Linked DNA regions of Homo sapiens: all the other regions are linked to region 1. Evidence: chromatin loops called from intact Hi-C (ENCODE). Cell type or tissue: PC-3. All regions are shown on one strand. Region 1 has its middle 13 kb from the start of THG1L. Region 2 overlaps CYFIP2 (cytoplasmic FMR1 interacting protein 2). Region 3 overlaps ADAM19 (ADAM metallopeptidase domain 19).

The links. Hi-C counts contacts between places; a loop is a spot of excess contacts. Peaks named below come from ENCODE experiments on the same cell type or tissue, not always from the same donor. Only the 100,000 strongest peaks of a DNase experiment are listed, where the experiment ranks them.
Region 2: it touches region 1 in a loop (8-fold over the local background); 18 of 110 quality-filtered maps call a loop at or near these places.
Region 3: a loop joins it to region 1, with 7 times the contacts of the local background. A loop is called at or near these places in 26 of 110 quality-filtered maps.

What each region holds. Positions count from the first base shown.
Region 1 is chr5:157,717,271-157,719,770 of GRCh38, reverse strand. No RefSeq gene overlaps it. Among named protein-coding and RNA genes, the nearest start is that of THG1L, 13 kb to the left of the region's middle. In PC-3, a CTCF peak has its summit at 1,088; a DNase peak (open chromatin) is centred at 1,090; H3K27ac peaks cover 1,966 bases.
Region 2 is chr5:157,365,533-157,368,032 of GRCh38, reverse strand. The region is part of intron 26 of CYFIP2 (cytoplasmic FMR1 interacting protein 2); the gene reads right to left. The region is part of intron 1 of NIPAL4-DT (NIPAL4 divergent transcript); the gene reads left to right. Among named protein-coding and RNA genes, the nearest start is that of FNDC9, 21 kb to the right of the region's middle. In PC-3, CTCF peaks have their summits at 915 and 1,126; a DNase peak (open chromatin) is centred at 1,092; H3K27ac peaks cover 455 bases.
Region 3 is chr5:157,475,907-157,478,406 of GRCh38, reverse strand. ADAM19 (ADAM metallopeptidase domain 19) reads left to right here. Exons shown (of 23, transcript NM_033274.5): 23 at 1-1,103. Among named protein-coding and RNA genes, the nearest start is that of NIPAL4, 17 kb to the right of the region's middle. In PC-3, CTCF peaks have their summits at 1,081 and 1,291 (motif pointing right); a DNase peak (open chromatin) is centred at 1,276; H3K27ac peaks cover 187 bases.

The sequences.
Region 1 (2,500 bases):
AGACGGGGTTTCACTGTGTTAGCCAGGATGGTCTCTATCTCCTGACCTCGTGATCCTCCCGCCTCGGCTTCCCAAAGTGCTGGGATTACAGGCGTGAGCCACCGTGCCTGGCCAAGGGAAGCTTTTGTTTTTTAAAGCATCTCTGGAAAAGTTTCTCTTAAATCCCTGGCTCTTAGCAGCAGCCCACCAACCTTTGATATGCAAATACTGACCATTAGAAAGTGGGCCCACCCAAACATGGAGATTCCTGTGGCCTTCCTGCCCTTTCCCCACATGTTCCTGGCAACATGGCCACCTCCAAATATCCCCAGGAGTGTAGAACATCATGGCGCCCTACATTTGCATATTAAAAGGCTAGGGTGGGAGGGTCAGCTTTTTTACAGGCTACGTGAATGTCATGCCTAGTCAAACCAATCCCTTGAGCCCTGTGCAAATCAAACACCACCTCCAGCCTCTGCATATATACCTGGCTGGTGTCCCTGCCAGGTGGGGACCTCCTCTTTCAGCTTTGGAGCCCCCATCCCTGTGTCTCTGTATGGGGGAGCTTCTTTCTTCTGTCTTCTCCCTTCCTTCTTACCTATTAAACTCTCCGCTCCTTAAAAGCAAAAAAAAAAAAAAGAAAGAAAGAAAAAACAGGGTTTCCCCATGTTAACCAGGCCGGTCTCCAACTTGTGGGCTCAAGCTATCCGCATGCCAAAGCGCTGGGATTACAGGTGTGAGCCACTATGCCCGGCCCTGAATTCATGATTTTTAAAAATGTATTTTCCAGGCCCAGTGCGGCGGCTCATGCCTGTAACCTCAGCACTTTGGGAGGCCAAGGCGGGCAGATTGCTTGAGGCCAGGAAATTGAGACCATCCTGGCCAATGTGGTGAAACTCTGAGCTAAAAATACAAAAATTAGCCTGGCATAGTGGGGCATGCTTGTAAATCCCAGCTGCTCGGGAGACTGAGGCATGAGAATCGGTTGAACCAGGGAGGAGGAGCTTGCAGTGAGTTGAGATCTCACCACTGCACTCCAGCCTGGGCGACAGATCCAGATAATGTCTCAAAAAAATAAAGTGTATTTCCCAGCTCTGTCCATTGGGTGGAGATAAAATGACACTCCAGAAGCAGTAAGCATCCAGATCTTAACTTCAAATTACCATTCCCCATGAAAATGAAAATAAACTCCTTGAAGAAATGGCTGGCTCCACATTGTGGCAGAGGAAATTCTAGGCGAGCCTGGGACACTGTGTTGTCCCAGAAAGGAAGGAAATGCTCAGACTAATGAGTGTATCTCAAAAAAGATGAGCCAGCTTAAAGGGGTTCCCACTGGCCAAATATGCGATAATTTGGGCATTGATAAAAATAATAACTATAATTGATTGCAATTGTATTGCAATTGTATTGATAGTGCCTGTAATCTTAGCTACTTGGGAGGCTGAGGCAGGATAATCGTTTGAACCCAGGAGGCAGAGGTTGCAGTGAGCCAAGATAGCACCATTGCACTCCAGCCTGGGTGACAAGAGCAAAACTCCATCTTAAAAAAACAAAACAAAACAAAAACACACACGCCAAAAGAACATAATCAGACATATTCAGGATGCAGGGTATTATGTAAGATCACTGACTTGGCTTCTTCAAAAGTAAATTTTATCAAGAAGAACAATATCTTTGAACATGTGTCCTAGGAGAAAAAAGGAAAATGAAAAAGGAGGAGAAACAGGGAAGAAAGAAAAGGTAAGTGGAGGGCTGGGCATGGTGGCTCACGCCTGTAATCCTAGCACTTCGGGAGGCCAAGGCGGGTGGATCACTTGAGGCCAGGAGTTGGAAACAAGCCTGGCCTTGATGGGGAAACCCTGTCTCCACTGAAAATATAAAAATTAGCCAGCTTGGTGGCTCATATCTGTAATCCCAGCTATTCAGGAGGCTGAGGGAGGAGAATTGCTTGAACCTGGGAGGCAGAGTTTGCAGCAAGCCAAGATTGTGCCACTGCACTCCAGCCTGGCCAACAGAGCAACACTGTCTCAAAAAAAAAAAAAAAAAAAAAAAAATAGAAAAGGTAAGTGGGGACTGTTCCAGAATAAGAGATTTAAGAGACATAACAACCAAATACAATGCAAAACTCTTGACTGGATACTGGCCTAAAAACCATTAAAAACAGCTCTAAATTCACTGGGGAAATCTGCAATTACAAACAACCCTAGGTTTTAGTGGTTTGTAAAACAAAAGTTTATTTCCTGTTCAAGTCACTTGTACTGCCAGTTGACTATGGTTATATTCCTGATAGCTGTTTTGATCCCTGTGTCTTACCCCAAAACCCAGGAAATGATTAGAAAAGCTTCTACACCGCACAATGTGCATCTTGCTGCTCACAATATGTTTGCTGAAGCAATATGGCCAAGCGCTAAGATTATAGGGGAAGAGTGTGTCATCTTCCCATAGAGAAGAGGAAAGTGAATACTTTTGAGTAATAATATAATCTATTGCCACTCTTTATTAGTGGATACTAGGGAATTTT
Region 2 (2,500 bases), 350 kb after region 1:
TAATCCCAGCACTTCGGGAGGCCGAGGTGGGCAGATCACTTGAGGTCAGGAGTTCAAGACCAGCCTGACCAACATGGTGAAACCTCATCTCTTCTACTAAAAATACAAAAATTAGCTGGGTGTGGTGGTGCATGCCTGTAATCCCAGCTACTTAGGAGGCTGAGGCAGGAGAATTGCTTGAACCTGGGAGGCGGAGGTTACAGTGAGCCGAGATCATGCCACTGCACTCCAGCCTGGGCAACAGAGTGAGACTCTGTCTTAAAAAAAAAAAAAAAAAAAAAGTGAACAGAGGTCATCTTAGTGTGACAAAGTGGTTTTTGTTTTCTTTCTGCTTCTCTGAGTTTTCAATCAATGAATTTATTTCAATTATGTAATAAAACAATTAGAGGAAAGACATTAAAAGGTAGAAGTAGGAGACAGAAGGTCAGATGTGGAGATGGAACTGTTGAAAAGAACAAAAACAATCGGCAAAGCTCAGCTGGGCATCTGTCTGTACTGTAATACGCTAACCTTAAGGATCTTTGGACTCCAAGGCACATCTGGTTTTCATCCAGACTCCTGCACTAGCTGTAATGCTGGGAAAATCAGCTCCCTCTTGGGCCTCAGTTTTCCTATCTACAAAATTTGAGGTTGCACTAGATGAGCAGTTTCCAACAGGGGGAGGTTTTACCCTCCTAAGGAATATCAGACAATATCTAGAGACATTATTGGTTGCCACAATGAAGGGTACTACTGGAATATAGTCCAGAAATGCTGTTCAACATCCTATAAAGTCCAGGGCAACCCCCTAAAAGATTATCTGGCTCCAAATGTCAGTGGTGCTGAGGTTGAGAAACCAACCCTGGATGGTCTCTGGGGGCCTTTCCAGATCTGACTGGCATTCGGATCTGTGAGTTTGGGTCTAGACTCTCCTCACCTCTGGTGAGGGCAGTAATGCTCTCAAATGACTGACCGGAGTGTTTCTGTGGTCCACTCTAATAAGGAGAGAAGAAGTAACAGAGATGAAGGCAAAGAACACTCCAGGCAAGAGGCCTTGCAGTAAAAGGCAGACTAAAGGGCTCTGTCCTTCCCGGGGGACTCAGGCCTGCCTTCCCTCACACGTACAAATAGGTCCCTCTCCTGGTGTATGCTGGCATAACAAACAATGGCCGAAAGTCTAGAAAACCAAGCAAAATTTAAACAAAAACTTAGTGACTGCTATTTTCCCTAATGACCACTTTCTGATTTCCCAGGGAAGGAAATACTAGAGGAAACACTAGACATTAATAGAATTTCCTTTAAAAACCTGATACATATAAAAATACTTAACAAATGCTGATTTGTTTCAGATAAGATCCAACAAATATATTAAGAGGCTGCGATGACCAGACCATTTATGGATACAAGATAAATGACAGACATAGCACTACCACTACAGATTGCAGGAAGAAGGTCTTTTCAAGAAGTGGTGCCAGAACAATCTGGAAATAAAAGATTTATACTTCCCATTAAACACAAACATCAATTCTAGGTGAATAATATGGACTTAAAGGTCTGTTTAGCGTTGAAAGACTAACCTCTAAAACTTTCAGAGGATAGCCCATCTTCACGCGTTAGAGTAGGAAAGGTTTTCTAAACAAATCACAAAACCGTAAGGGAAAAAAATAACTACACTAAGCCTCAAGAACTTCTATTCACCAAAAGACAAGCCAGAGTAATAGATCTGCAATACATGTATCCATAGTATATAATGGCCACAAATCCATAAGAAAGATGACTTAAAAAGGCAAGAATGTTGACCAGCACTTCACAAAAGATGGTGTCCAAATGGCTAGTAGCATGTGGAAGGAGAATCAGCATCATTAGGGAAATCAAAATCATAATGAAACATGACAGCCCCCCCAGAATGGCTATGATTAAAGAGGGACAAATTGTTTATGAGGCTGCAAAGAAATGATAACTCTCATACACTGCTGAATGGGAGTATAAATTGGTACAATTTGAAAACTGCTTTGAAGCTAACCTAATAGGTATTTCCCTAATAAAAACAGGAGCATCTATACACCAAAACACATGTACAAGAATATTCATGACATCATTATTCATAATAGTACCAAACTATAAACAACCCAAATGTCCACCCACAGTAAAACGGATGATTCAGTTAGTCTGTTCATGCAATGAGAATACTAGAGTAACTGATTCGGTAATAAAAAATGGATCATCTACAACATGGATGAATCTCAAATGTAATGTTGAATGACAGAGGTCAGAAAGGAAAGGGAAAACATACTAGATAACTCTACATGAAGTTCAAGGACAAGCAACACTATCTCTGGAAATAGAACTCGGAACTACGATTCCTTGCGGAACACTGAAGAGGGCATGAAAGAACCATCTATGGTACTATAAATGTTCTGCGTCTAGACCTGGGCTACATGGACATGTGCCTTCATCAAGCTGTACACTTAAGATTTATGCATTTGACTGTAATACATTAATTGAAACCACCAGAACACCC
Region 3 (2,500 bases), 240 kb after region 1:
TCAAAGCCCAGGCAGAAAAGGACTTTTCTTTTATTGGAAGAAGTAAACATGGCTAGAAAGAACCACGTTCAGGGAATGACGTTGTGCCCAGCCTTTTTTTTTTTTTTTTTTTTTTTGTCTCCAGGGGAGGGGCTGTTTGCTGGCTCAGGCTGAGGATGGCCCAAAGTCCAGGGTCTGGTGGGGAGGAGGGAAGCTTAACTCAAGTTTGGGTTAGTGAGTTAGCAAGCTCTTTGTGCAGATGGGGATGTAGGTAAATCTTTTTAAAAGTGAAATTAACCTCCTGCCAATTTTACAACCCAAGAATTTTTTTTTAAGGGCCTTGGAGCCATCTCTAAAACAAACCTCAAGGGATTTAGTGCCCTGTCTCCCTGTCTCTAGAAGCCTTAGCCTGGGCACCTGGCTCAATCTTGTAACTGCCTGCTAGCCATAGATTCCTTTCAGCCTTGCTGACTTCTCCCTATAAAAGTAAAGCCTTTTTCTGCCCCAGCTCTGAGACACTTGCAGATCTTAAGGTCTGAGACTTGCTGATTTTCTGGTTGGAGTGTTTTTTTGTATTGCCATAGTCCCTTCCCCCTGAAGCAATAGCCCCTCCCCACCTCCTGCAATACGCCTTTCCAATCTTTATTGGAAGTCTCTCCCTGCCTACTTCCTAATTTATTCTTATTTGACAGAGGGTATGGAAGACTTGCAATTTGAAAACTGGGGACCAGTTCCAAAGTCAGTAATTGTGTTAACCACGTGTATAACAGCTCTGCTGGACACCCAAGAAAGCCATGGGAACGCCAACTGGAAAGGTCCCCTTCCCCAGGGGAGCCTGCGAAGGAGAGGTTCTGTAGAATCCAAGCCCACATTTCCAAAGTCACCCCCAACGCGTCCTCTCACACCGTCCACTGTGCGTTTGTATGTGTCTGGGATCCAGGGCAATGTGAATTTTCTTTTTATTTGGGAGATTGTTCACGGAAAACAGATCTTCTTCTCTCTTGTCCACCTATTAATTGTTTACAATATTTGTACATCTATGCAAAATACTTGAATGGGCCATGGTGCCTTTTTTCCTTGTTAGTATTTAATTAAAAATGAATTGTTTGTCATTTGCAATGTTATCTGGTTTGGCAGCTCTTTATTGTGTGTTTGTTGTAATGTCCTACTGCTCAGATTAGATAGGATTCATGACGTGGACTTCAGAAAGAGTTCCCACAAGGATGGTCAGTTCAGCCTATAAAGCCTTCATGGTGGACCCTGAGCCACAGCAAAGCCTATGTTTTCCTATGACCAGTAGAGGGGGCTGTTTGTCTTTACACCTGGACGCAGGCTGCTTATTAAAGGCCTGAATGATCCTGAGATTCTTCGATATGTTTTTTCTCATCCTACACTACTGCATATAGAAGACAGCTGAGAGCCTCTGCTCACCTCCTCATCTTATTAAGGCAAGGGATCATACTTTAAAGAGGGGAGACACTTGCCCCAGGTCTCTTGGGCTGGGTAGGCAGGCACAGCCAGGGATAAGGTTGGGTGTGCTTTCTGATTCCAGAACCCTGCGTGATATCACAGCTCGTATTCATTAGTGCTTCCCAGTCCATAAAAGGATCCCACCCTTATTCTCTCATTGATCCCTACCTCAATTTTGAGGTTCTCTCAGAGAGATGGAGGATTAATAACCATGATCGAAGGTAACAGTTACTCAGTACAGTCGGCCCCCCATATCCGTGGGTTTCAAATTCATGGATTCAACCAACAGCAGGTTGAAATATTTGAAAAAAAAAAAAGTACAACCATAAAAAGTAATACAATTTAAAAATACGGTATAACAACGATTTACACAGCGTTTACATTGTATTAGGTATTATAGAAATCTGGAGATGATTTAAAGTATATGGGAGGATATATGTAGGTTATATGCAAATACTATACCATTTTATATAAGGGACTTGGCCATCCTTAGATTTTGTTATCCATGGGGGTCCTGGAACCAATCCCCTGCAGATACCAAGGAACAGCTGTATTTAACATACGTGAGCCACTCACTGCATGCTGTTTACAAATAAGGATTATCTCGTTTAATCTTCACAAAAACCCTGAGAGAGGCTTCTTGCTCTCTGATTTTACTTTTTTTTTTTTTTTTTAAGACGGAGTCTCTCTCTGTCACCCAGGCTGGGGTGCAGTGGTGCAATCTCAGCTCACTGCAACCTCCGCCTCCCGGGCTCAAGCAATTCTCATGCCTCAGCCTCCTGAGTAGCTGGGATTACAGGTGCCCACCACCACGCCTAATTTTTGTATTTTTAGTAGAGATGACCTCAAGTGATCCATTCGCCTCAGCCTCCTGAAGTGTTGGGATTACAGGCGTGAGCCACCGCACCCAGCCTGATTATATTTTTCTAACCTCTCATGGTTATGAGGTTGCCTATGGACCCTAAAGACATCTAAACACAAATGCTTTCACTACTAACATGCCTGCTCATGAAATTGCTTCCCACTCACACATCCCTACCTGGTTAAGAGG